2 separate regions of the Homo sapiens genome follow, and region 1 is linked to region 2. Evidence: read pairs that join two places in POLR2A ChIA-PET (ENCODE). Cell type or tissue: PC-9. All regions are shown on one strand. Links, peaks and the distances in the headings refer to the core of each region. The heading gives the core; the rest is flanking DNA.

Region 1 (15,358 bases), core at 7,465-11,464, 620 kb before region 2:
ACTTTGGGAGGCTGAGGCCGGCGGATCACAAGGTCAGGAGATCAAGACCATCCTGACTAACACGGTGAAACCCCGTCTCTACTAAAAATACAAAAAAATTAGCCGGGCGTGGTGGTGGGCGCCTGTAATCCCAGCTACTCAGGAGGCTGAGGCAGGAGAATGGCGTGAACCCGGGAGGCGGAGCTTGCAGTGAGCCCAGATCGTGCCACTGCACTCCAGCCTGGGTGACAGAGAGAGACTCTGTCTCAAAAAAATAGTAATAATAACATGTTTAAAATCATTTCATTCTTACCAGTGACTGGTGAGTAGTCTTGGGTGAGGTATCGGCTATTTACATGTACTACACACTTCTCAAATTTTAATGCTATTAGAGAAATATAATACCTTATAAAGAATATTAGTTCTGAGAACAAGAACCAAATGTATTTATAGAAAGATAAATTACTCATTTAAATCAAATCAGTATTATGAACTTGACTTGCTTCGGAATGCCTGAATGTGTTTGGAGTCTCTATACTAGGCAAGAATTATAGCTGTAGTCAATAGGTAATTTGTCATATGTAGATTACCCACATTACAAATTAATCTTACCAAAATATCAGGGTCACCATTGGTTCATGGCTGAGTTTCAAATTCCACGTTTATTATCTGGACTTTTCTCCATCCAATCTACCCTTTTTAGACTTTTTTATAAAATCCAAGGTAGTTTTTATGATCATAGGTTTCTTTTTTTTTTTTCCTGGGATACAGTCTTAGGCAATAATTAGTGTAATCATGGTTTTTTTTTACACATAGAAAGAAACATTTTGATCTTTGTATTCCTGTGCATAGCACAGGACCTGGCACATAGTTTGTACTTGAGAAATAGGTTTTGAACTAAACATTTTAAATATTAAGTCTTATCCTTCTGATTCCAATGTTAGAAAAGTTTCATTACCAAAGGTGACTTCTTGAGGGTTGGAAGGGGAAGATGACACTGATTGGCAATATCAATTTACTTCACATTTTATATCATAGTCATCTTCCATTTGCAAGGGTCACTGGAAATGAATGGTGGTTATTTCTTCTGTCTTAGGTAGAACTAAGACACAAACAAACTGAGACCAGATAAGAAGAGGGTAGCGGTATGAATTTATTTATTCATTCATTCATTCATTTATTAAAACTACATTTACTGAGCATCTATTATGTACCAGGTATTGTTCTGGGCAACTTAGATACAACAGTCAGCAAACCAGTTAGAATTTCATGCCCTCATGGAATTTGTACCTAGTGACAGAAGATACCCAATAATTAAACAAATAAACTGTCACATAAATAATATATTGAAAAGTAATTAGAACTGTGGAGAAAAATTAATATAGGAGTATAATGAGTGTGTGAGAGATGAGGATAATGGTGGAAGAGAAGGCAGGGTTTGCCATTTTAAACAGGGTGGCCCTGGAAGACCTCTCCGATGAGATGATTTTTGAACAAAGAGATGAGGAAGTTGAGGGAAAGTAGGCATCCAGGAGATAAACATTCCATGGCAAGCTAAATGCCTTCACCCTTTATTGTGGAAGTCTTCTGGATTTGTGGAATAGAAAAAACGCCAGTATCATCAGAATAGAGTAAGAGAGGACAGAATGTGGCTGACCGGATTATGTATTGTAGGCATTCATAAGACCTTTAGCTTTTACTCTCATTGAAAGAGAAAAATCACTGGGCTGCTTTGAACAGAGAAGTGCCAAGCTCTGATTTAAATTTTAAAATGGCTACTCTGCTGAGAATTGACTATAGTGGAGTGGCATCAGAAGCAGAGAGGCTAGTCAGGGGCTAAGTAAAAGAGTGAGCTATTGGTTAATGTGAGTAGATTACAAGAAGCACAGGATCAGAGTAGAGGCATAGCACCTTGGAAGGCCAGAGCTCAGCTGCCTGAAACTTGATTACCAAAGTGTTGAGAAGCAACAGATCCTTGAGATAATAGGTAACCTGCCTGCAGTAGAGCTTAGTAGAACTCAAATGGGTCTGGTCTTAATTAAAACTAGAAGAACAAATGTTAGATTGTTTGAATTATTTTATTATTAGCTTACAATTAACCAAATTTTTATATGATATTAAAACTAATTGACCTTGAGCTTCATGAGAGAAAGGGCCATGATCATCTCTCTGGGTCACTTTTACCTTCCGCCTGTTTAGCACCTTGGGTGCTACCTATAAAAGATTCAACCAATAATTGTGGAATGAATATTTACTGGAGGGAATCAGCACCGAAGGCTTTCTAGCATTACACGGGCTAATACCTTCCAAGTTAGATAAATATTATAACAGTAGGCCTTTGAAGGTTCATCTCATAATTATAGGCAAAATTTCTTGGAGAGATGGAATAATAAGTAATATATGATTAGATTATGCAAAGTTTTCAGGATTGATTCTCTTACCAGGGGTAATACCATGTAAGGACTGGGAACTTTTGGCATTCATAGAAGTTTCAGTGTTAATCCTTTATGGCCATTGCTTGGTTTTGTATACATCAAAAGAGGAGCCAAAATATTGCAGTGCTAACACTCATGAAACTGGAAAGTCAGGAGAGTACAGGTCCAATATCATTATCTACTTTAAGATACAGGTTTTGAAAGGTTAGGTCTAGCACATAATTTTTAGCCAATATGAAGAATTTAATATTGGCCCTAATTTCTTGAGTAATTGTCTTCTTTCTCCTACACTGTCTCCCCTAGTAAAAACTTCAGCCACATTTGGTTTCTTTAGAGTCAGTGAAGATTGAGGGACAGGGACATTTAGAGATGTCGTCAAATATGTGTGTTATTTAATGGTCATGGACTCTTGGGTGTAATTTGGAAATAGCATGGTTTGTCAGTAAAATGCCTCACCATTAGGCATGTCAACATGTATATGTCTGATGGTGCAGTCTAATTCTCATTCTCTGAGTGAGGGAAATACAGAACAATATGAAGTTTACTTATCCTTTAGTGACAAATATGAATTATGACAGAAGCCAGTTACATTTAACATGGTTTATTAGTCCATTTTCATACTGCTGTGAAGAACTGCCCGAGACTGGGTAATTTATAAAGGCAAGAGGTTTAATTGACTCACAGTTCAGCATGACTGGGGAGGCCTCAGGAAACTTAACGATCATGGAGGAAAGCAAGGCACCTTCTTCACAAGGTGGCAGGAAGGAGAAGTGCTGAGCAAAAAGATAAGAGCCACTTATACAATCATCAGATCTGTGAGAACTCACTCACCATCATGAGAACAGCATGGGGGAACCACCCCCATGATTCTCCCTTGACAGGTGGGGATTATGGGGATTACAATTCAAAATGAGAATTGAGTGGGGGCACAAAGCTTAACCATACACATGGAATTGTTTGAGACCATGTATATTATGTGGTTAGTAACCAAGAACTATATGGTTAGACTCAGGAATGTTTTAATCCACAAAAGTAGGAGACATCATCCAATAGACTCTGTAGTGACAAACACATCCCATTTCTCTAATGTAGAGGTTTTCAAACTTTAGGGTGCATTAAGTCACCTAGAGGGCTTGTTAAACACAGATTGCTGGGCCCTGTCCCTAGAGTTGCTGATTCAGTAAGTCTGGGGTGGGTCTGAGAATTTGCATTTTTAACAAGTTTCCTTGTGATGCTGAGGTTGCTGGTCCACTGCTCTGATGTATCATCAACATGCTTTCCAGCTGTCTAATTAGAGTCACAAACAGTGTGCTGTGTGGAGGTACTTTCCATCTTGGCTAAGAAAGCATTAATACTAAAGGATATAGGTTTGATGAAATGAAGATATGCAGGCATCATCAGCATATTGATGTAATTCTGATTCCAAGTGTCTTTCCAGCTCCCTTGTGGCCTCACACACATGCTAAATAGGATGCTACTGACAAACTAGCGCTTCTCAGCCATGGGTCCTTAGGGAAACCAGCCAATCACTCGACACTATCCTCTAAGAAGATGAGGGAAAATCTGTTAATAATTCCCTCCAGTACTTTCTGCAAGCTTAAATAGGTGAGATTAAATTTCACAGGATAACAGAATCCCCCAAAATGCTGGTATTAAAAGCTGTTGACAGATCAGATAGAACTGCAAGGATGCTTTAGGCAGTTGGGAATCCCTAAAAGGAGGCATGAAGGTCAGAACTCAACAGACCTGCTAGAGTTGATAAATTTAAAGGATAAGGTTAGAGAAGGACTTTATATTTCTTATTAATTATTACCGAGAAGAGGATGGTTTCAAATTTACTTTTAATAGCACAATCCCACACACAAAGTATATTTCAAAGATCTGTTATTTACATATTCAATTTTCCAATAGGAGCAAAACACGATTGATCTTTAATTCTGCTGCATTTTTATGGGGCCTGCATGCTACCCCTGGTACGCCTTAGCTTCCCTTTGTTTGTTTGTCAAAATGGTAACTGATTTAACTTTGGTATGTCAGTTTTTACATGTTTTAGCTATTGAGAGGGTTAACTGTTTTGATAATTAATGCTACTTTATTATTTTAATTAGAAAAATAACAATACCGGATTGCTCAGTCTGTTCATCAAATTTTTCTTCATCTGGTACTACAACTTTGAAATAGCACAACATTTAAAAGAATGTGCCTTTTACCTGATTTTTTTCCACCACCACACAGCATACCCCATAATAGATCATTTTTGTGGCATGACCTATAGGCCTCTTCTCAGATATTTTTAATGTCAAAGGACCATGTTAAAGCTATGTCTATGGATAGTTTTGTCATCAATTTCTTATGGCTAAACATGCTTTTTTTTTTTTCTTTTTTTTTTTTTTGGAGATGGAGTCTTGCTCTGTCACCTAGGCTGGAGTGCAGTGGCGCGATCTCGACTCACTGCAGGCTCTGCCTCCCGGGTTCACGCCATTCTCCTGCAGCCTCCTGAGTAGCTGGGACTACAGGCGCCCACCACCATGCCCGTCTAATTTTTTGTATTTTTAAGTTCGAAACGGGGTTTCACCATGTTAGCCAGGAGGGTCCCCATCTCCTGACCTTGTGATCCGCCCTCCTCGGCCTCCCAAAGTGCGGGGATTACCGGTGTGAGCCACCGTGCGTGGCCTAAACATGTATTTTCTACAGATAACTGATGTTTTCTAGTTTTAATTTAATTACAACAAATATGAACCTGGGACTATTTTTAGAAAATAGCCCCCATAAGCTGACAAATTTAATTTTATTTACTAAAAGTGATGCTTACAGCAGTTCTTCAACGTTTGGCACCTGCACGTCATTTGAGTTGGTGTTCTTCATGGAAGGTAATCAGAGACATGTTGACATGATTTGCTCTCTGAAGGTAGCTGAAAACGAACACTCACACAAAATCTTCTCTAGGCACAAAAAGCTAATTAACAGTAGTTAGGGGCTCCCCTGGTACTAAGATATTAAAGTACACCTTTAAGACTTTATGATGACAGGGGGATGACACATTCCAAGGATCTGTATATATTTATCTTTTGGAAAGTTGTGAAACTTCAGTGTAGTATGAAAAGGTAGAATGGAATAGTCAAAAAGGAATTACAGTTGGAGCACTTGGTTCTTGATTTACATTCTAGTCTGAGTATGCCCATCTATAAAATTAGTGTTGTAATTATATGCTTCTTAAAGTTTTTTCCATTCCTCATTTTATATTTTTAACATTCAGAGAAATATATATGAATGATGTGGAATCTGGACAGGAAGGCTCTATTTCTTCACAGAGTGACAGCTCTATACTGAAAATTTTAGAAATGTGTATAAATATTACACTTAAAACAAATTGCAATTAATGTATCCCCAGCCAATTGGTGAGGTAAAATCTACCATATTCAAGACATGAGTATAAAGAAACTGACAGGTGAAATTGTCAGAATTCTACAGTACATGTGATAATTCAGATGGTGAGTGGAAAAAAAAGAAGACTGCAAATAGGCCAGGAGCCAACAAAAGCTTGTGCCCATTTAAGATTACATATTTTAAAAGCATAACTATTTTCAAAATTCTGAAGGAGGTTGTTGCATTATGTTGACCAGGAATATCTGAGGAGCTGAAAATTATATGCTTTTAAGAAATCTTTACTAATCTTCTATATATATTTTTTTCACAGCATATATATATATATATATATATATATATATATATATATATATATATATATATATGTATGTATGTATTTTCACAGATAAGCCCACAGATTCATTAAAAGTGAACGTTTTTTACCTGGTGTGTCACTGTCAGGCCTTATTTAATAACAACAAGTTGTTATTACTCTATTAATTTTTTTTTCATTTTAGTAGTTTGTAATGAAAATTGTATATAAGACTACTTTATTCCTGCACCATCTCTATCGTTTCTATCTTATGTTTGTCCTGTTCCTTTCCCACTTGGTGAGATTTGGCTTTCCATTCAAGGATCTTTTGTGGGTTTTTTTCACTTCCAACCTAATAACCACCTTGCTGGGGCAATGCCCAAACGAATAGTTGTCCTATTAGCCCAGTCTTTTTCTGCTGCACCCGTTCAATGTAAATGACATAATTCTTCCTGTAACCTTGGACCACTTTGCCAACTTGCTGAACTTTTTAGTGTCCTCACACAACCTGAACTTCATCATCCTTTCAGATGGGCATGGATCAAACATTGTACTTCTATCTCAGCTCTTTGGAAAGAGGGAAGACATAATTGTTCTGTGAACATGGGAAGGTGCATTGAAATACCTTTTATGGTTCTTTCTTGCTGTCAGAAGTCACAAAGGAGTTGAACTTCCCTTTGGCCACTGCCTGGCAATAATTGAAAGTGGGAAGAGATCTGTATGCTCTACTTCATTCATTTTTAGGTGAACATTAGAAGCCCCTCTTCATTTAAAAATATTCACCTCCGCTTTTCAATATCTTTTCTTGTCCTATAAAATGAAAATATTAAAAAGTAATTTGTATAATCTATTAAACACACATTAGTCAATGTATATGCTATTCGAAAGACATAAATGAAAAATACACATGAATTAACATAAAAACAAAGAATTGTCATTGTTTTAAAAGTGATTTTTTAAAAAATTTTAAAATTTTTTTCTAAAATTCTAAATTCTAAAATTCCATTCTACCTTTTCATACTATACTGAATTTTCACAACTTTCAAAAAGATAAACATATACAGATCCTTGGAATGTGTCATCCCCCTGTCATCATAAAGTCTTAGAGGTGTACTTAATATCTTAGTACCAGGGGAGCCCCTAACTACTACACGTGAACTCATCCTTCAAGGTCTGCTCCAAATGTCATTTTCTCTTGAAGGCTTCCTTAGTTCCCTACCAATTTAATTTCTCTTTTCTGTGGGCTTTTTATGCTTCCTGCTGTTAATAGAATTTATCACATAGGGTACTTATTACTTTATACTTATTCCATAAACTGAAATACAAGCTTCTTTATTGGATTGATGAATTCAACTTGGTATCTGACTCAACATATAGTGCAGCCCTTGATTCAAGGTGGCAGACCAGTGAGGCATGTTGAATTAGCCAATATATTAAAAGCATTGAAAACTTCATAGGAAGACTTTAAGTTAATATGAAATTTTCAAAATATATAATTTTACGTATGTACATACAACTCAAAATTATTTCTGATAGCTTTTAAATAAGTACACATTTTATTTTATTTCTTTATTATTATTATTATTATTATTATACTTTAAGTTTTAGGGTACATGTGCACAACGTGCAGGTTTGTTACATATGTATACATGTGCCATGTTGGTGTGCTGCACCCATTAACTTGTCATTTAGCATTAGGTATATGACCTAATGCTATCCCTCCCCCCTCCCCCCACCCCACAACAGTCCCCGGTGTGTGATGTTCCCCTTCCTGTGTCCATGTGTTCTCATTGTTCAATTCCCACCTATGAATGAGAACATGCAGTGTTTGGCTTTTTGTCGTTGCGGTAGTTTGCTGAGAATGATGGTTTCCAGCTTCATCCATGTCCCTGCAAAGGACATGAACTCATCATTTTTTATGGCTGCATAGTATTCCATGGTGTATATGTGCCACAAAAATTAATTCAAGATGGATTAAAGACTTACATGTTAGACCTAAAACCATAAAAACCCTGGAAGAAGACCTAGGCAATACCATTCAGGACATAGGCATGGGCAAGGACTTCATGTCTAAAACACTAAAAACAATGGCAACAAAAGCCAAAATTGACAAATAGGATCTAATTAAACTAAAGAGCTTCTGCAAAGCAAAAGAAACCACCATCAGAGTGAACAGGCAACCTACAGAATGGGAGAAAATTTTTGCAACCTACTCATCTGACAAAGGGCTAATATCCAGAATCTACAATGAACTCAAACAAATTTACAAGAAAAAAACAACCCCGTCAAAAAGTGGGCAAAGGATATGAACAGACACTTCTCAAAAGAAGACATTTATGCGGCCAAAAAACACATGAAAAAATGCTCATCATCACTGGCCATCAGAGAAATGCAAATCAAAACCACAATGAGATACCATCTCACACCAGTTAGAATGGCGATCATTAAAAGTCAGGAAACCACAGGTGCTGGAGAGGATGTGGAGAAATAGGAACACTTTTACACTGTTCGTGGGACTGTAAACTAGTTCAACCATTGTGGAAAGTCAGTGTGGCTATTCCTCAGGGATCTAGAACTAGAAATACCATTTGACCCAGCCATCCTATTACTGGGTATATACCCAAAGGATTATAAATCATGGTGCTATGAAGACACATGCACATGTATGTTTATTGCGGCACTATTCACAATAGCAAAGACTTGGAACCAACCCAAATGTCCAACAATGATAGACTGGAATAAGTACACATTTTATTTTAAACTGTTAAAAAAAATATTGCGTCACATTTTTATGTCAATCTAACATTAAAAGTAGACTGAAAAAAGTAAATTATCCCTAGTTTTCAGTCTCTTAAAAGATACCTGAGAACTAAAAAAAAAAAAAAAAAGGAAATACGAGCAAGCAATATATAAAAAAGCAAAAAATAATAAAAATTACTAGAATCCGAGAGTATTAGCAGGTGGCAGAAAACAGATGATCCTAATTTGTAAAGAATTTGTACATGGAGGCATTTTAAGATTAAAGGAGGAACTACAAAGGCACCAAGTTACACAGAACGTAGTTTTGTGAGATACTCCAACAGCTGCCAGGGAGGCTTGAATCCATCAAAACCTAAGATGAAGAAAATAGGTGTTAGGTTTAAGAAAACGTCATCATATGTAACTAACCTGCACATTGTGCACATGTACCCTAAATCTTAAAGTATAATAATAATAAAAAAAGAAAATGTCATCAATAGTAAATGAATAGTGTTTAAAAATACTCTTTTTGGTCAGGCGCAGTGGTTCACGCCTGTAATCCCAGCACTTTGGGAAGCCGGGGCGGGTGGATCACGAGGTCAGGAGCTCGAGACCATCCTGGCTAACACAGTGAAACCCCGTCTCTACTAAAAATACAAAAAAATTAGCGGGGTGTGGTGGCGGGCGCCTGTAGTCCCAGCTACTCGGGAGGCTGAGACAGGAGAATGGCGTGAACCCGGGAGGCAGAGCTCGCAATGAGTGGAGATCACACCCCTGCACTCCAGCCTGGGCGACAGAGTCAGACTCCATCTCAAAAAACAAACAACAACAACAAAAAATCAACCCTTTACTTGTTAAAAGAGATGTATTTAATGATAGTTGTGTCAAGCCATTTTAAGCCTCTAAATTATTCCTTACATTGCATATCTGGGTTTTGCAGCACAATAGTGACACAATAAAATTAGTAAGGACTCAGTTAAGGGACGACTATATTTATCCAATGTGTAGTACAACTCTCATTTGGTTAAATGTTTCTTTATGTTCAAGATTCTTCAACTTTAAAAAACTTAAAATGAAAACATTCTATATGTGAATGAAGCCTGTAATACCATACCAGGTACTAAAAGAAGGAATGTCAATTTGTGGTCTCAGCAAACTTTTTTTGCCTAATTAAAAGAATAATTGCAGAATTTGCTTGTACAGGCCAGAGATTAATTAACATATAAAAATTGTTCTGCATTTCACCACTCAAAATAAAATAAGTCAAAAATTACTAAATATTAAAAAACTGTTTAGTAAATTAAAGAATATGAGATCAAGTGTGAATGGGCCGAGTTTGATGCCTCTTCCTTTACCCTCCTTCATGTCCTTGGTAACCAAGATAACTAGAAGATTGGATTGTGAAATCAAATTCATATGAATTAAATATCACTCTGTATCAAACTTTATTATTAACTTCAAGGATACAATTAAAAACAAACTCAGGTAAACAAGAAGTGCAGGACCACTGCCCACAGATTTCCTCAGGTTCTATCTTGCTGCATTAGGATTTGCTCTAAACCAGATTAACATGTGGTCTCTAAGTCATGTAAGTAGCTCCATCACTTAGGTCAAAAAACTTGTTTCACTTATGAGACATCTAATTTATACTCAGATAGTTATGTAACTTGCATTACTCTTTATAGTGATCTATGCCCCCTAAATTCACGTTTCCAGGTTTGTTTACTATAGCAATCCTAAACTAACAGATACGCCATGCCAAAAGCATTCCATTGGTAAGGACTCTTCCACTTATAAATGACAATAGTTTGTTTCCCAGTAGGATGTTTACATATTACATAGAGCTTTAACCAAGCTGCTTTCCTTCTTTTCTTCTTGAGATAAACTCCTTTACCCTTCCACACCCACTTCTTCAAAGAGAGAGAATGGATTCCATACAAGAACTTCCTAGTAACTAATTCCTTTCCAGTGATTAATTCCTACTTTTCTTTCAAGATTAGCTTATATAGCACCTTTTCCATGCTGTCCTTTCTTTTTTTTTTTTTTTTTTTTTTGAGACAGGATCTTGCTGTGTCACCAAGGCCAGAATGCAGTGGCGTGATCACAGCTCATTGCAATCTGAAACATCTGGGCTCTACAGATCCTCCCACCTCAGCCTTCCAAGTAGCTGGGACTACAGGCAGATGCCACCATACCTGGCAAATTTTTTAAAAAAAATTTAGTAGAGATGAGGTTTCTCTATTTTACCCAGGCTAGTCTTCAACTCATAGCCTTAAACAGTTCTCCCACCTCAACCTTCCAAAGCACTGAGATTATAGGCCTGAGCTACCATGCCCAGCAATGCTGCCCTTCCTTGATCTGCACTACTGCTAGGTGAAATGCCCATTTATGTGCCATTCAAGTACACTGCCTTTACACATGACAAAGATTCCTAACTTGGCCAATTTTTTTTTTTTTTTTTTTTTTTTTTTTTGAGACTGAGTCTCGCTCTGTCGCCCAGGCTGGAGTGCAGTGGTGCGATCTCAGCTCACTGCAACCTCCACTTCCCGGGTTCATGCCATTCTCCTGCCTCAGCATCCTGAGTAGCTGGGACTACAGGCGCCCGCCACCACCCCAGCTAATTTTTGTTGTTGTTGTTGTTGTTGTTGTTGCATTTTTAATAGAGACAGGGTTTCACCGTGCTAGCCAGGATGGTCTGGATCTCCAGACCTCGTGATCTGCCTGCCTTGGCCTCCCAAAGGCCAAATTTTAATCAGGCTCCTAAACCTTCTCCAAGGCCCACCTGTGTACTTCCCCATAAAGTGCAGTTTTAGCAAGAACCCTCCATTATCAATATCTGATGACACTTTTTATCCCCCAAATGCGAGTTAAACTCCAAATACAGAATGCGGAGGTAGGAAGTAATAGCCAAGGAGTAGGTTGCGGGTTAGTAGATAAAATATTACTGAAAGGAAACATCAAGGTAAGGCTTAATCCTGTTGGCTAAATCAATCTAACAGGATTCTTGCAGAAGACAGGCGAGGGTAAGACATCACCTGGGTCATAGTGGAGGATGAGGTACCTGATGAGATATTGAAGATGATTAGATATCAAGGGTGAGGGATTTTGCTAAACTGACTTAGCAGGGTTATTGCTAAATCTGGATTTTACAAAAAAGCACACAAGTGGGCTTAGGAAAAGGTTCAGAAACCTGACTAAAGTTGGGTCAAGCAAATAATGTTTGTCATACATTATTACCTACAAATGCTGATTTTCTGCTTCTATGAGATTTTTAAGGCAGAGTTTATTTTAACTGTAGCTCACAGCACTATTTTTGTACATAATATTTAACAAATGTTTGGTTAGATTTATGCATAGAGCGTGCTCTTACCACATGGCTCTGAATGTTTCTGGTACATCCAATAATTTAACAGTGATGAAATGAGATAATATTTTCTAGGTTTATCACTGGCCAAAGTGGACTTCTAAACAATTTTGCTTCTAAATAATATTTTTAGGTTTTTGTGTTCATATAGAATGGATAAATGGTCAATTAGTATTAGAGGGTAACCTTTATAAAGAATGTTGTTTCTTCATATTGCTTCTCAAACTTTGGCTTATTAGAAGTTATTCCAGAATTTAATATATGCTGGTTTTGAGCTCTGCTCATTATACTTTATAACCTATTCTTGCTTTGCCTATGTGCAATCTAAAAGTGAGTTGACATCATGCTTTTAATTATAGAAAATTAAGTTGTTTCATAATTTCTAGAGTATGATGCCTGTAATATTAATCAGACCAAATCATCGCATTACATAAAGTTAATCATTAAAATGATGATCATTATTGCAAGTTTATAGCATGCTATTTTTATTTCACTCAGCATCAGCCACATATCTTTCCTGAATATGGAGGTGAAAATCAAAGCTGAGAATTTTTTTTAACTTTCCCACTACTGTGTAAAAAGAAAGTGACAACCTGATTTGTCAAATGTAAAAAATGGACCCTTATAGCTGCTTACTACTTTATTGGTGGAGACTAGGAAAAGAGAGGTTGGCATGTTTGCTTGATAAACCAGTTGTCCCTCATAAAGACATGCTCCATCAAACAAATAAATATATATGGGTGCCATGAGGAGAAGCATTCATATCCAGATTCAGAGTTACTGATTATTAATGATTATTGACAAACATTAGTTGTTAAAAGGCACTAACACTGACATGTGTGAATTACTTGTCACAGAAGGCTGGTTAATTTAAACAGTAACGCTGCATGTGGTTAGACCACAGGTCAATTTGGTCCATGTTTTCTGATAGCAGCATAACTTGACAACTGATGAGGAACACCATTTGCTTTTTTATTTCAACCTCGCAACATAGGATGATCTGGGCAGGTAGCATGTCTTCTGCTGTGTCCTGTTACTTACATTGGGATGGATGTTTAATAGCCATTCACTCAGTATACTACTAGTTGGTTGTACTTTCCTTAATTTGAATGTTCTTCAGATTTTCATAATAATTTGTCCTTCATTCTACTAAACAAAACTGTATTCAAGGTCTACTGTGTGCCAATCATTTTGATAGACACAGGTAGGGCTGTGACCAGTCTTGATGCCCTGTCCTTCCATGTGACATTCACTTGATGCCTCTTCGTTGGCTTATTGACTGGCATATATTCTGATTTGCTGGGTGTCTATCTTAATGTTCATGGGCTTATACTTATCAATTGTTGACTATTTTAATATCACTCTTGGACATAAAGGATAGAATGTTAAATAAGGTATTCTTCCTCTAAAGAGTGTTGAGAACGAGTTTACTATCGAACAAACTTATTTAAATTCTGTTAGTTTTTAAATTTTGTATCTTAAGATAATATGTTCTGTGTATCTAATATCCACTTTGTGAAGTAGTACTTTTTTTTGTTCTAAATTTACTCTTTATCTGGATTCAAGGTGTCTCTATTAACTCGTTTACAGTATTGGGTTCATAAATCCATCATGTGGTTCCTATATTTCATGATTTTATAGTACCTGTAAATGAGCTTAGACTGGGAAGCTTGAGTCTCCTCTTCCCACAAAGGGAACTATGTCTAGCCAAGCCCTTCACCTTTCACTTTAGCTTTTCCTTTTCCACTTTGCTTTGTTTGAGGTTCAGCAACTAGAATCATACAGTCTCATTATTTCAAATATACTACAGTTGTTATTCTTGGACATAATGAAGATCACATAGGATTTCGTTTCAGCCAGATCCTAATTTCAGATAAGTTTTTTCATCCCTTAGTGTATTTTTGGCTTCTCTGAGCCTCAGTTTCTCCTCTGTAGGAAGAAAATAATGCTTGTCCACAGATTTTTTTTTTCTTTGTGAGGCCAGCAAGCAGCAGTGTGCCTAAGGCTGTATGCTAAATCTGTAAAATCATGATGATGCCCAGTGCGGTTTTGGCTTTTTGCACCACAGCACGGAGACAAAGTCGGTTTGAAGCTAAATACTTTTTTTTTGTAACAAATATATGGGTGTCATAACATTTTCTGTCTGAAGATTGAGTTACAGGTAAAGCATTATATGTATTTTCTGTGTGAAGATTAAGTGAATTACCTGTAAAGCACTTAAAAGAATACTTTTAAGTGTTATAAATACTTATTACCATTATTATTTATCTTCTTATAAAACAAGATTTATGGCTGGGCGTGGTGTCTTACGCCTGTATTCCCAGTACTTTGGGAGGCTGAGGTGGGCGGAACACTTGAGGTCAGGAGTTTGAGACCAACCTGGCCAACAGAGTGAAACCCCGTCTCTACTAAAAATACAAAAATTAGCCAGGCATGGTGGCGGGTGCCTGTAATTTCAGCTACTTGGAAGGCTGAGGCAGGAGAATCACTTGAACTGGGGAGGCGGAGACTGCAGTGAGCTGAGATCTTGCCACTACCCTCCAGCCTGGGCAACTGGCAACAGAGCGAAACTCCGTCTCAAATTAATTAATTAATTAATTAAAATAAAATAAAAAATAACAAAAATAATAAGACAATACTTATAACAAGACAAATAATAGATTTGTTAAATAGTGAAAGTAAATCCTTATAATGTCCAAAAATATTTCAAAGTATATTTCACTTCACATGTAATGTCAATTTTAATTTAGGATCTTTAAGATGAGAGCATTCCTTCAATGATTGGGACAGGCTCAAGATGGAAATAAAGATTTTATTACTTACAGTTCCTGAAGGGGTACACATAATGCACAGAGGCCACACACACGGAGGTTAGGAGTGCATGGAGAGAGAGAAAGAGAAAGAGAGAAAATGGGACCTGCGGGCCAGTGCCTTTATTTATGGGTCCAGGGCGTTATCCAAACAGGTTTCTCGTGGGAAATTTTAACTGGTTGGTTTAAAGCAAGCAGGCACAAGTTCCAGGACGTCAAGCATTGACTGAGAGGCAGTCACTGTGGTGTGTCTGCACAGTCCATGCAGGGTGGAGGGTCAGCAGGACCAGTCCAGCAGGCTGCATCTACTCGTTTCATAGGGATGTGGTGATCAGGGAGCAGGTGTATAAGG
Region 2 (15,358 bases), core at 5,844-9,843:
AAATGTTTGGCAGAGGGTTCTAAACATCCGGCGAAGGTTTACAGGCAGGAGGGCAGTTTCATGGGCACAGGAGAAAAGTGCAGAGAGAGGAGAATGGGAGAGGGGGAGTGAGAATTTGATTCATCTTGATAACAGTATTGAGTGTTGTCTATCTATGAAGCAATTGTCCAGTGCTTTGCATTTATTAACTCACTAAACCTTCAAATAGCTCTATGGGGTAGATACTATCATTGTCCTTACTCTACAAATGAAGCATCAAAGACCACAGTCATGTCTGTGGTTAAGAGGAACTGTGGTTGGCGATCCTCTAGGTTCTATCTCTAGCCTTCCCCTCTGTATGGAATTTCTTGCCTTCATGGCTCATCTACTCTTCTGGTGTTAATAGCCACCTCTGTGTTGTTGACTTCCAAATCGGCACCTCTCTTTCTAATCCAAGCTTCAGAGGCTGTGCAGAAACAGTAACAAAACAGAAAATTCTTGCTGTCAAGTCCAATGACCCCCTACTCCTGGTAAGATTTATAGGCAAGTAAAATCAGGTTTATTAATTAAGTCACAAAGAGGGCTGTGTTGCCTGAGGGGGGCTCTGTGTTGGGCATAATGAGTACATATACTGGTTGATTCTTTGTTTGAAAATATCCCTCAAACTTTATGTCTTAGTTAAATCTACCTAAATAGAAATCCTCCTTTGCCCCTCAAGACTGACTCTCTGAATCGCTCTCCCACTGCATAGAGTTCATAGCCCTAAGCAATTGCCCTAATTTTCCAGGCCCTAGGTTTGCCTCAATTCCATTCTCACCAGGTGGTGCAGCAGGCAGGTATCTGAGAAACCCCATGTTCATAAAATTTGAGTAGAGCTTCTTGTGACCGGTTCATCTGCCAAGGGCCAGCCCACATCTTATGTCTATTTGTGCACTGGACTTCCCATAGAGCTTATTTATCTGATGCATATAATGCACCTTAAAATTGTTAGTTAGCAAATTGTTCACATGTACTTGACATGTTTCTCCAAATACACTGTAAGTACATGGACAAAAAGCACTACATCTTGTATACTTTGAAGCAGCTAGAATGGAGTAGTACTGTGGAGGTGCTCAAAAAGGGTAGATGAATTGGCTGATTACAGAGGGGGTCCAGGATCCTGAAACAATAGAATGAGTCCACTGATTCTGATTTTCTCCATCTGTGTGGATGTTAGCAGAGAGTTAAACAGATCAGAAAAAGCTGTCTGGGTTCTGGACATTGTCCTGAACCAGAACAGTGGAGTCTGGTTCAAATGCAATTAAACTTAACACAGGAAAATGCCAGAGAGAGAACAAAGCCAAACAGCCCAAGGTAGCTCCATTTTAATTTCATTTTTAAGCCTAAAATCAAATCAGTGGATGCTGAGTGCCTATTGTGTACAAAGAAGCCTGTGCAAATCGGCAGATACCTGAGAGAGCTGCCTTCTCTTAACCCAAACACCTTTCACGGCAGAGCACCGTACTTGGAGACAGAACAAGGGGCACCATATTCCATACATGCCTCAAAATCCAGGAACAAATTATTTAAAGTCTCTGAGCCTCATGGAATTTTTGATTTGTTTGTTCATTTGTTTTATGATGTGCTTGCATCTGAGTGGCAGGAAAGACTAGAGCCATCTTGCTTCTATGTGGAGCCAGAGAATTAAACCAACCCTGGAACTCAGAGGTGGTGCAGTTCAATTTGACACACAAGACTTCTTTGGTCTTTGCTATCTTCAAGAGCCTGTGCTAGAACCTGTGTTATGTGACAACGTGACTGCGACCCCCGAAGAGCAGCAGCCAACTTATGACTATGAACACCCAAGCTGAGGATGAATCAGTGCCCTATGAGGACAGCAGAGCAGAAATATGACAGCTAGTGCTTAGTACTGAGGACATCATTGTGCCCTGGACTGCCTATGTTAAGCTTCTTGTTGCGTAAGATAAATATTTTCCTCTGTGTTTAAGGCATTTTGATTTGCCCAACCCCTGCCTTAACACTGTCTGCAAAAGAGTGGAAAAAAAAATTCTCCTATCTAGAGTATTTCTTCTCTCCTGCTTTACTTAAATTTTTTTTACAAATATGTACATAGAACTTAAAAATATGTACACAGAATACTAAAAATGTGAGGTAATAATAATAACATGTTTCTCAGAGGGATGGTGTGAGGATCAGTAAGATAAATATGCAAAAAATACTGTAGACGCATTAATAATTTCCTTTATTATCTTCATCGTCACACCACCAGACTCCCTGCCTTTGCTCTCTTCCCAACAACACTGCCTGCCGTCAGTGGCGCGGAGTCAGGCAGGCAGTGCTACGGAGTCCCTTCAGAGCTAAGACAGCAGGGATGGAGAGAGCTAAGTGCTGTCAGTTATGTTGGCTAGTGAGGAAGAAGGGGGTTAGCTGCTTCACTCACAATTTTGGAACCGTGTAGCTATTCACCCTGTTTATGTAACAGATGCTAAATAGAAAAGAGATGTCAGCTTGGAAAGCAGAAACCCATACTAACCAACTCTGAAGTGAGAACTCTAATGAAAGCCAAAAATAACAAAGTTCTCTTCTCTGTGACAAGAAAGGGGTATTAAAAATTCAGGCAACCTGAAACAATCCATTCAAAATGGCATAAATCTTCCTGTAACATTTTACCATATTCCTGAATGCAACTTTTTCTACACTCACTCAGGCATGATTGTGATGGAAAGCAAGATGGATGCTATTTATAAACCAATGATTGAAAAAAAAAATTCAAAACTCTGACCGATAGACCAATGTATCCTATATTTTTAGTGGAAGCCATAGAAGGTATAGTTCTGTAGTAAAATACGTCATTTCAGTGATACACAGTTTACATTCATGTTTTTATTTTTTTAAATCATTATACATCTCCATAGGGTTTAGGTCCCCACTCCCCCCCAAGAAAAAGAGACAGAAAAATCACAAACATCCAAAGTTAAAAATTTGTATATAAATTGTATAAATTTAAATTTATAAATATAAATGTATATAAATTATATAAATATAATTTAAATGCCCTGTAAGTTTTCCTTTCAATAAAAACATTCTTACAATTTATATTTATGTAACCATCATTCAATAAGGCTAATATATAAAGATATTGCAAGGAACTCTTTCTTGTCAATGATCTGGAGATATTGCTATTGGCTTTTATTGGTAAGTTTACTCAGCAACAGTTAAGATATATACAGTCCATTGCATCTTTGTTTTGCACATTCTTGTTCAGGGTAATAAAAAGGGCCAAATTCCTTTAGTTAAACTTTTACAATGATATTGTGGCAATATATTTGAAATATTTGTCACTCTCCAAGGAATTATACTGATCAACATACAGCAGACTTTCAAATAAATCTAATTATTTGAATATGTTTATGATGGTTACTTAAATAATATTTAAATATGTAAAGATATGGCTACTTAAAAACGTTGCAGTGTTCCTGTAAAATCAAGGTTTGTTTGACTTTGATCAGGTCTCCTCCGTAAGAAGTTCGTACGGCAGTAGCAGAGCCAAGGGTCTTAAACATTCTGAAGCACCTCTTCCGTTCACCCGAAGATCTCAGGCATTCCGGATGCTGTCTCTCTGCTTTGGAATCCTGCTGAAATGAGCAGAAGTGTGCATGTGAGGAAAGTCAGGAAAGTTCATTTTATTCAGAAGTATGGAAAGGGCTGTGTGGATTTGTTTTAAAAGACCCGTCCTGGACATTGAGAGAGTGCTTTGAATTGGATATTGATATTTTCATTGAAGCTAGAGGAATCTGAAATGTTCACTGGAGTAAAGAGATTATGTTGTGATAACAACAAAAATAAGAAGCAGTGTTTCTCAGCCGGGCACGGTGGCTCACACCTATAATCCCAGCAATTTGGGAGGCTGAGGCGGGCGGATCACCTGAGGTCAGGAGTTCGAGACCAGCCTGACCAACATGGTGAAACCCCGTCTCTACTAAAAGTACAACTATTAGCCAGGCGTAGTGGCGGGCGCCTGTAATCCCAGCTACTCGGGAGTCTGAGGCAGGAGAATCGCTTGAACCCGGGAGGCGGAGGTTGCAGTGAGCCGAGATCGCGCCATTGCACTCCAGAAAGCAAGACTCTGTATCAAAAAAAAAAAAAAAAAGGTGTTTCTTACTACTGTGGCTTATGATGTAATGAAAACATGGTTATTCGCCACCATGGCACACGTTTACCTGTGTAACAAACCTGCACGTCCTGTACATGAATCCTGGAACTTTAAATTAAATTAAGTTAAATTTTTAAAAAAGAAAATATGGTTATTTATCATACGGGAAAGACCATGATGTGTTGACTGGTGTGCACTAGTTGCTAGTGCCCTCTGCTGGACAGAATGAGCATTTCACCAGGAGGGCTGTGGCTGGGCTGTCTCCCTTGTTACCAGCAGTAAGGATGGATACATATTTTTCCAATTCAGATGCTTTTGTTGTAAGACACACAACACACAGCATCTCCCCAAGGACAAAAAAATCCAAACTAAAGACAAGATACAGAGACTCATTCTTACTATGTGATTCTATTAGGAATAATGGTTTTCAATTTGCATAAACTCTGATAGCATTTTCTTTTTACTTACCCTTCCTGCCTTCTTTTAAACAAACTATATAAAACTCCTTACACTGAAATGTATTCCATAGGAACTCTTCCTATTCTTTTTCTTTCACTCTCTATCTCGGACATATTATCTAAAACATTTCTTTTTAAAAGAATATATCTTATACATATTCTATCTATATATATATTTTTAATATATGTTCCAGTTGTAAAATGCATCAATATAGTGTCATTTCAAATCTAGGCAGTAACCATGACATTGCCTTGCTCACCTCAAAAGGCTCCAGTTTATCATAAATGATCAGTAGCCGAGAGTGTGAAATCAAAGCTAGAGAAACATGAAAGACCTCCTTCTGGTGTCAAGTCCTTTGAGGCCAGTTCGGACCAGCAGTCCAGCAGTAGGAAACACAGCAGTGGAGGTGTGCAGAGGCTTGTGTGAACAGTTCACCGTTGTTCACACCCCTTGAGTTTGGTTGTTGAATGGAAGGTTGAAACATATTTCCTCAACTCAAAGCAAAACTAACCTGAAAACATAAATTGGCCCATTTGGGCTTCAAACTTGACTCAAATGTACAAAAAGGGGTTCACAAACTTCAGGGAACCTGATTCAACCTTTTAGTTTGTTAAGAAACCCAGAAGAGAGGGCCTTTATAGTTATCAAAGGTCTGCACGTTACCTCGCCAATGGAAGTGTGCTGTTAATAAAAGCTGCTCCCCCACGTGTCGGGGGCACCAACCCACTGTGCCTCAGAAGTTCCCAAATGTCTGGCATGGTACCAACCTTTTTTTTTAGGCTAAATTTATACTCTATCCAGTTAAACTGTGATGAGCGGAGTGTCAGTTACTTCAGTTAAACAAATAGCTAATTCTGAAAATAATATTAAAATTAACTTTGATAAGGTTATAGACATAAAAACTGAACATATTAAGGTTTTATATCATTGTCCACTTTATAATAATAATTTCAAAAACTTACAGCAAGGACCCTAATGTATTTCATGTTTGCTTTGTACTTTTCTTCGATATATTTGAAAATGTTTGAAAAACGGCTTATACTCCTGTAACATCTGCTAAATGGTCTCATAAGTGTCAGCACCTTCAATGTCACTTGCTTTCTATAAATAGCTAACATGCCTGAAGCTTCTCAAACATCACTTACTTTGTACCTGGAGGTTTGTTTTCCCTCTGTGTTGGAACAGATTTTTTTTTTAATGTATAGGCAACCCTAACACCATTGTTCTATTTTTCATACTTGGAGCTCTTCTTGCCTTTTGTCATATCTGATATTGTTTTAATATGTGGAAATCAGACAAAAATGTCAAAAGAAGAAGAAAACACCAGCAGAGATGTACTATAAATTGAAATATTTTATATCTACAGTAAAAAAAAAACCTTTAATTTTAAAAATGCCAGAAATGATTCCATCAGTATGAAAATAAAGATGTCATGACTAAATAGGAATTTTCAGTCTCTTAGCTGTCAATAATTAATAGATTATTTACACTGGCACACTTACATTTCCCAGCTTTCTGGATTCCATTTACACTTTGATCCTTTGCTCAGCAGCAAATTTAGCATCATTGTGACCTTCCTCTGCCCAACACCATCCGCCCATCAGACAGGGAGAGAGCATCATCTGATATGTGCATTTATTAAGGCAGCAAGCTCCAAATATTGGAAAAATGACAAATGCCAGTGTTTCCTATAATAAACTGGAAAAGAAACAGATTGTTCTTAAGGAAAAATCAATTAGCAAACCCTCTCTACAATGCTTTTCTTAGGAGACAAGATGTTTGCATCCTATGGTGAAGTATGGCTCTTAAAAGATTGTTTCTGATTAAAATCCTGCAGAATTGATAGCACTTTTGCAATGGTTATATAATTTCTTCATATAGAGGAAATCTTAATGTTAAAGATTCACGATGTCTGCTTAATTGTATTGCAAACAATGGTTTAAAATAATTGAAGTATCATTAACACCCTGATCTTAGAAAAGCCTAGATTATGATGAAAAAATGTACATTTAATTAAGTTTATATTTTAAAAAAGAAAATGAAAACTTATTTAAAAATTATGCCCAAGAAACATATTGTGAAAGTCCATACATCATATTAATGGTCAGAAAAAGCGTTATGAAACCATGGAATCTTAAAAATGTATAGTAATCAATGTGATAATATTTGGTGTAGATGCAAAAGACTATTAGTGTGGAAAATCATTTTGAAGCTGATTTTTCCTTTGATGTTGATTCAGGTTTGCATATTAAAAGATTTTGAACTAGGCCAAAATGATGTGGAGCTCCAATATGCAGTAAAGATATAAAGAAGAGTGAAAAATACACACTGTAGCTGCTATGTAAACAAGATGTCAAATATTATTTGTGGATTTCCTTACTAGAAAATGGTTGTGCAGATAATGTGTCAACATTTGCATTAATGATAGCACTGTTAATAATGAAACTGTGCAGGATGAAGCTCTTGGTACCATGTTTCAGCTTGGAATGTATTAGGGGAGGGAGAGGTGTATTTCACCTTTCTAAAAACAAAGACTTCAATATTAAGAATATATTACAAGTACAGTCTTCATGGTGAGTATGCAAATATCATCCTGCTTTCCCATGGCCTCTTTTTAGGCCATATTCATTCAGAATCAAAAAGAGAACAAGGGTTTTTTTTTAAGGTTATATGAGATTGAAGTGACACCTATACTGCTTTTGTGTCGATTTGGAAATTCTAAGCTCTTTTCAAGTGCTCCCCGTTGACCAGTCAGCAGGCCAAAGCTGCTTTTACCTCCCTTGGAAGGCTCCATAGACAAAGACAACCTTTTTTCAGCCAGTGTAGATCTGGTTTTATTGTTACTGTCTCACTCTATGGCATCTAACCAACAGCTAAGATAACTAAAATCTCTAGAATTTATGGAGGGCTTTTATTTCAACGAAAGTACTTTTATATCTATTTTTATTAAAACATGAAAACTTAGGGCTCAAAAGAAATTCAAGTTCCCTGGCCCATTTTTCACCTAGAGGTTCACTCTCATTTGATACGATTCTAAAATGCTGAAAATACACTTTGCCTAGGAAATGAAGGGTTAGAAATGAACCATTTCCAAGACCCCTTATCACTACGATGTTTTCTTTCTATGATTCTTCTTATGTAAGCCTCCAAATGAGATATTCCAAAAAGAACTTTGAGAAATCTCTGGGGTTTTCTTAGCAGACTACACTAATGGAAAGTTTTTCCATTAATCTATCTTCTGTTCCTTGCCCAGAATTTTATAAATGTGTTCAATCACCATATTAATTACAAAGCCACATGTGGGTGTCTAGAACATTCCAGACTCGAAAAGTATTTTCTTCCACCTGAGTGTAATCATGACATGAGCACCTGATCTCGTTTACTTTTCTCTCCAGAGCTGTGTACTTGTCCTCTTTCCAGCCTGACTGTGACTCACAGAGGGAAGAAGAACAAGGCAGGTTTTTCTAGTCCAGGATTTTTTTTCTGCTGTGAGTACGTATTTTTATTCATTGTGGTAGGTATTCAGTACCCCAGCAAATTACATCCTTCATGCAATACCACAGCATAGCAATTTCCTTTGCAAAATTCCTTGGCAGGAAATACTACCAAATGCTAACTTTGTCCCAGAAATAACTGCATATTGGACCATATGAAAGATTCTACACAATATAATTTAACTATGCTTAAAGAAATGGTGATGCCAGGAAAATCGCAAAGTATGAATGAAATTTGAAGCTTAGGATAACTTTCTACCACAAGTTTCCATCCATATGGCAATAATCTTGGGGGGGAAATTACCACTGCATTTAAAAAAGACATCAACGGCTATCTCTCTGGAAGATATGCTTTGCTGGAGGCAGAAAGATGAATGGCGAGTAATATTCTTTCTTGTTAACCTGTTTCACAACATGAAAATATCTTTTTATCAGTGATCTGTATATAATACAGGATTCTACCTAAATGCAAGAAACCCTAGTGTTTCAAGATGATTACAGATAAATAGTAGAAAAATACTGCATAAAGCTGATTTATTACCAGGCAACCCTACAATATTTAGACAACTAAAATAAACCTAAGCAGCATTCCATTTGTGACACTGGCCAACAAAACGGGATGGAGTTTTCACTAGAAGTGAATTTTCAGCTTGAGCTATGACCTCTGAAGAAATGAGATTTGTAATGTAAATGCGAATAGAGCCTCTTCCATGGCAGCTTGAACCCACTGCTATGAAAACACAGAATTACAAGCATCTTTCAGCTTCTTCAGTTTAGTTTTAATTACTGCAGAACAGCCTTCTTCTGCTTCTCTAGTCCTGCCTCTGTCAACACTCCACTCTGAACCTGGATTCTCTGAAGCTTCTGTGTTCATAATATAAGCTCGCTCTTTAAGAAGGCTTTGTTTTGCGAGATTCTTTTTAAATCTCTATTTTCAGCTGGATGACTGTAATTCCCTCCTACCATTTCCTATTCACTCTTTCTTTAAATTCTGCCCAGAGAAATAGATATCACTGTGCTCAAAATACTAAGTTCAAAAATTGCAGTTAGAAAAATGACTCCTGAAGGAAACGCACATCCTTATCCTAGGGAAATCCAACGTTAAAATTGGTGTATTGGGCATCCAAGATGTCTGCAGCCTTTCCCTTCACTGAAACTACTTAAGGCACATACTAAGGCTTTGATTAGCCAGCTTCTCTCTCTACAAAGTCTGTTTCCCAAACCTTTCAACCTCCCCTCACAGGTTCTTCTCCTTGTATCATCTACACCGGTGGTTCTCAAAGTGTGAAATGCAGAATCTTCAGGGTTCCTAAGAACCCATAATGGTTTCAGGGGATCTGCAGGGTCAAACATTTTTTCATAATAATACTAAGACATTTACCTTTTTCATTTTGTTGACTGTTGCATGGATTGTGCAAAAGCAGTGGTGGGTAAGACTTCCGGTGCCTTAGCAAAATCAAGGCAATGGCATCCACTGTATTAGATAGTTATTGTGCTTTTCAGTTGCCTCACACAGTTTTTGCAAAATCCTGTTTCACTTAGAAATATCTTAATAAAAGAGTAAAGATTATTAATTTTATTAAAACTGAATCCTTGAGTACAATATTGAATAATATTATTATTAATTTTTTATTAGAGACAGGATCTCACTATGCCACGTATGCTGGACTGCAATGATGTGATCATAGCTTACTGCAGCCTAGAACTCTTGGACTTAAGGGATCCTCTTGCTTTAGACTCCTGAGTAGCTAGAACTATAGGCATGTGCCACCACGTCAGGCTAAATTTTCTTTTCTGTTTTTGAGAGATGGGGTCTCACTATGTTGCCCAGGCTGGTCTTGAGCGCTCAGTATTTAATAATTTAGATGACAAAATAGGAAGAAGACATGCAGCACTTTTGCTGCATATAGAGATACAAGCTTTGTGTCGAGGGAAAGCATTTGTGTGATTGTTTGGGTTGCAAGCTCAACAAGACACTTTGTGGAACATTATTTTTACTTGAAAGAATAACCGACAAGCTATGATTACTCAATCTTGTGTATTTGGGGGACATTTTCCCAAAAAGAAATAAAATAAGCCTAGCACATCAAGAAAAGCAACTGACAATGTTTGCTGCCATTGATAAAACTAAAAGTTTTGAAAGAAAATTGAAATTTTGGAAACTTGTATCTAAATGATAAGCTTGCTGCTTCCCAATACTTGAAAATTGTTTAATAAGATTGATGATGATATCAATAAGTGCATTTTTTATATTACATAACAAAATATGTTAATATTTGGAAGATCTGCGTAACTCCCTGAATTTATATTTTCAAATGACCATTGAAAAATGTTGCAAAAGTCATGCAAGGGCAAAACAGCTACTCAAAATTAAAAGCAGACCAAGGGATTTTAATTAACAAAATATGAGAAGTTTGTTTAATGTGATTTCAGCTTTGGCATTGTAAGTAACTTTTAATAAACAACCACTTGCTAAGTTTTGGTGAAGTATCAAAGAGGAATATTCACAGATGATGATCTTAACAGACTGTTAAAGTACTCCCCTTTTTCCACTACATAGCGGAGAACAGATTTTCTTCATATGCTTCAACAGGAGTAACATATCCAAACAGATTAAAAGCTCAGAAGCAGGCCTGACAATCCAGTTTTCTTCTATGGAGCCAGACATAAAAGATATTTACAAACAAACAACGCAATATAATAACATTAGTCATTAATTTTTCTTGTCTTTGAAAATGTGGTGTTTTTTGTTTGTTTTGTTTTGTGTTTTTTTGAGACAAAGTCTCACTCTGTCGCCCAGGCTGGAGTGCAGTGGCACAATCTCAGCTCGCTGCAACCTCCACCTCCCGGGTTCAAGAGATTCTCCTGCTCAGCCTCCTGAACAGCTGGGATTACAGGCGCCCGCCATCATGCCTGGCTAATTTTTGTATTTTTAGTAGAGGTGGGGTTTCACCATGTTGGCCAGGCTGCTCTCGAACTCCTGACCTCAGGTGATCCGCCTGCCTTGGCCTCCCAAAGTGCTGGGATTACAGGTTTGAGCCACCGTGCCTGGCCTGGTTATGTTTTATAACAACATTTACGTTAGCATGTAATGGGGTTCGTTATTGTAATTTTTGAATTAATAAATATGTTTAGATTTCTCAGTTCTAATTTCTAATATGATAAGTATAGATTGACATAATCCACATAAACAAAAAATCAGGAGAGTTCTCAATAATTTTAAAAAGTATACAGAAGTCCTGAGATTAAAAAGTTTGAGAACTGCTGCTGTACACCCATTCGTTGTCATTGTATTCTAGTAGGCTCATTATTCAGCTACCTTGCTTTCTTTCAGACACAGAGTCCTTAATGTGGGGTCCTAAGTGGATTTTAGAGAGTTCACAAAACCATAATACTTCACAGAATTTCACTTAGGTATATTTTTTTCTAGGGCAAGAGTCATGAATTTTATAAGGTTCTCTAAGTCATGAGGAATCACTGCTAAAGTCAGGGATTGTATCTTCTCCAGACTCTGCCTAGACTCCATGGCACCTGAGGACAAACAGTATGGAAGTCACTGGGTTCTCTGGTGTCAAGAAAGAGTGACTTAATTTAACAAAATTAAATACTAAATTGATTTACTTGTTCATATTATGCGCAGTACTCCATCCAGGAGCCAGAGCGTAAGGAATGGACAAGGTATAGGATGAAGCTCTAATCATAGTAACTCTTCCTTTAGCTTTCCTCACTTTCCTATGGCCTTTCTTCCAGATGGATGGGATACCTTTCCTTTTGCTTCTCTAATGCCCTCTCTGCACATCCTGTGATGCAGCATAAGTTCATGATTATCTTCCCTGCTGGACTGTGAGCCCCTGGAGAATAGGAGCTATGCCTACTCATCTTTGCATCCACTGTGACTGCCACAGTGCCTGGGATATAAGAAATGCTCAACTATTATCTTTTTTAATGCTGTTAGTTTACAGTCGGAAAGAAAAAGCAGAACACAAATAACTATCATAGTAATGTAAACAATGTGTCATAGTGGCTTAGATTTGGATCGCCTGGATTCAAAGCCAAAGTTCTGCCTCTTAATACTTTAGTGACCTTGGACAAACTATTCTTCCTCTCTGTGGATCAGTTTCCTCATCTGTAAAGTAGGAAAAATAATAATGTCTACCTCATAGCATTGTTAGGAGGTAATTTTTATGAGAATAAAAGAGGTAATTCTTATAAAATTCTTAGAACAGTGCCTCCACATAGGTAGGCCTCTCTTGGTAAAGAAGATGAAGTCATTCATATCTGACTAAATAGGCAACATTTGAGTAAAGTGCACTTTATTCCAATATCATTTTAATTATCATTCACACTTTAACACATGTTTGAGGATAAATTTATAGAAGTCAATATCAGGTAGTAATCAGAGGTTCATCACCTTTTCATTTGATATCTGGCTAATCTCTGATAAGTTTTCTCCTCAAGTGACATGGTGTAGCATCATAAGGCGTTGTGCAGTATCAAATGTTATGCACAAATAGGTACCTAATGGTGGGTTTAAGGATGTTGCAGCAGTCCAAGTTCTTTCATTTTCCTGATTATAACTGCATTTGCATAATGTATGAATTCAAACATTATTGCTGTTAAATAATGCATAAATATTCTCTCATGCTGAAATATGTCTATTTCCTCTCCATGAATTCTGTTGAGTATATCCTTCAGTTGTTGTTCTAGTTACAACGTACTTGGAGATCCAAATACATCAGAACCATGACTGGGGGAAATGTCATAGTCAGAAAAATGCATATTCTCAGAACTGTAAATGAAGTATACATTATTAAGTGTGCCAGGTTTTTCCCTCTTCGGGGTGCATTATATTTGGAATCTAACATTTTCTATTTTAGAAATGGCAAATACTTCCTGGATCACCTGATAATTAGAAGAAATTTGCATGTCTAATAAAAATGTCCTGGAAGGTCTCAAAAAAAGAAGACAATTTTTTGTTTGTTTTCTTCTGTTTTTCCAAAGTTAAATATAAATATGAACATGATCATATACTTTAGAGATTTTCTTGCATACTAGGAAATACTATCTAAATTATTAGAGGCAATGATAATTGGTATGAACTCCCACTTCAACTTTACAGCTTTAAATTTTCCATTTAATGTACGCTCTATGATTCTCTTATGGAAACCGCAGCTGCTTCTTTGTTTTATAAAATATATGTTTAAAACAAAATATGAGTGTGTTTATTTCTAAATATATTGTCTATTTTTCTTTCCCAAAAAGATGACTTGCCTTTCCAATTTCCTTTCACTTGTAAAAGAGATATAGCCTAGGACTTAATTTAGAATTGACTGTAGTAGATTCTCTTGTCTTAGTCTATTTTCTATTTGCTGCTAGTATGAAATAATCAAGTGATCAAAACAGACCACATTTTAAAAATTGTATCTTATTTTATGATTCAACATTATGATGCCAAAAGATGTCTATCCCCATATTACGATTGCTGTAATGTTACTCACACACATGCAATCACATACACATATGAAGAGAGCCTATTTTCTCTGTCAGATGGATTTTCTGTCACTTCCCTATTCTATCCTCTACTTACTACTGCTGATAAAATGGCGTGGTGCATTCAAATGTCTAATAAAAAAAAGGATGTGCCTTTAAGAGAATGCATTTTAATTCTAAGCATTTCATTATAGAAAAAGATAGCTCTGAAATGCATCATAAGAACTTCAAACTTTTAAATGAGAAATTCAAATATATTTTATTTGAAAATTGAATATACCTGTATAATAAAAAAAATAAAATGGACTGTGACATTGCTTGTCAGTTTCACACATGGAACTCTCAAACAAATATTTGCTAAAGAAATCAATTTCATATACAACAAGGCTGTTCATTAAATATTTTCCACTTTGCCGTAGATTGTATGCAATGGAGCTATCAAAGCATGAGATAAGAGCTGCAGAGCCCTAGCTCTGGGCACTTCAGATTTAGAGAGTGCAAATTTTCAGCACAAAAACTTGAACCAAATTTGTTTCTTTCTCAACCTCTTTAACGAACAATTCTAAAGCCTATGGAGCAATTGATTTAAAAACAACAACAACCGTAGGAAGCAGACCACTGGGCATGGAGATCCAAGGACACCTTCCATTGGAGAGATTGGGCTACAATTTGGAAGCTTTAAACTCCTGCTCATTTCTCTGCATAGTTTATGCCCATAGGATATGTTACCTACCTAAATCTTAGTAAACAGAGGGAACTCCTTAAAGCTGCATGCTCAAACATTAGATTATCTTCAATGGAAAAGAGGTTTTATAAAAACTTCAACCCAAATTCCACTTGTAAACCCAGGAAAAGAGAAGACCCAACATCCACCACATCCTCAGATCCACCAGACAAACCCCCAGCCTTAAGTGGCCGAAAGAATTGGAACTTCAGCATTTTACTCTTTACTCTTTTTTTTTTGAGGCTGGATCTGGATCCCAGCATCTTGACAGCCTGGATCTCAACACCCAGGCTGAAGTGCAGTAGCACAATCATGGCTCACTGCACCCACAAATGCCCATGCCCAAGCCATCCTCTCGCCTCAGCCTCCTGAGTAGCTGGGACCACAAGTGTGCATTTTACTTTTATCAACTATAAAAACTTGATCCAACCAACCAAATGGCATAAGATTTGGGGGAGCGTTGCTGTTTTTATTGAAGCATATTAGATAGTACAAATAACTTTGAAACTCAAATTGCTTCTGTGAGAATGCTATGGCAACATGGGGAAGTTCTGCAAGTCTTGTAAATCTTATATCTTGGGTGTTCCCAGAACCTTTACACTGTTTTGTAAGTCTCTCCACATTCATTCAATTTGATGACATTTTCTCTACCTTGCAAAGTCCCTCAACCAAAAGAGCTTATTAGTAGAATAAACCTTTTGAAAGACACTAAATTTCCTCAAGGTGCTAGAAAACCACACATAACCTGAGTCTATTGATTGCAAAATTACTCTGTGAGGTCTGAATATTGTGCTGGGCCCTAATGTCCCAATTGCCTGCACTGACAAGTATTCCTGACTCAAGGTCTTGGGTAGATCAAAGCCCTGGTGACACTTGCACTCCGAATGCTGTCTCCCTTCTCGCCCTGACTATAGGTCCAATCTCCAGCTCTTACTCATTTAGGCAGTTTCTCTAAGGCTGAGATAAAGGAGTGTTTAATCAGAAAATGTATTAACTAATTGGTGAAGCCTATTATAAAAATCCCCCTAATTACTCTGTGGTGTCAAGAAAAAGGGCCTG

What was found. ChIA-PET counts read pairs that join two places held together with the same protein. Peaks named below come from ENCODE experiments on the same cell type or tissue, not always from the same donor. Only the 100,000 strongest peaks of a DNase experiment are listed, where the experiment ranks them.
Region 1: POLR2A ChIA-PET joins it to region 2 with 6 read pairs; 1 of 35 experiments calls an interaction of 5 or more read pairs at or near these places.

The regions. Positions count from the first base shown.
Region 1 is chr1:97,577,274-97,592,631 of GRCh38, reverse strand. All of the region lies in intron 10 of DPYD (dihydropyrimidine dehydrogenase), which reads left to right. It also overlaps the pseudogene RPL26P9. Among named protein-coding and RNA genes, the nearest start is that of DPYD-AS2, 210 kb to the left of the region's middle. In PC-9, for the core only: no CTCF peak of the experiment used is centred there; no DNase peak of the experiment used is centred there; H3K27ac peaks cover 637 bases.
Region 2 is chr1:96,955,731-96,971,088 of GRCh38, reverse strand. No RefSeq gene overlaps it. Among named protein-coding and RNA genes, the nearest start is that of DPYD-AS1, 130 kb to the left of the region's middle. In PC-9, for the core only: no CTCF peak of the experiment used is centred there; a DNase peak (open chromatin) is centred at 8,008.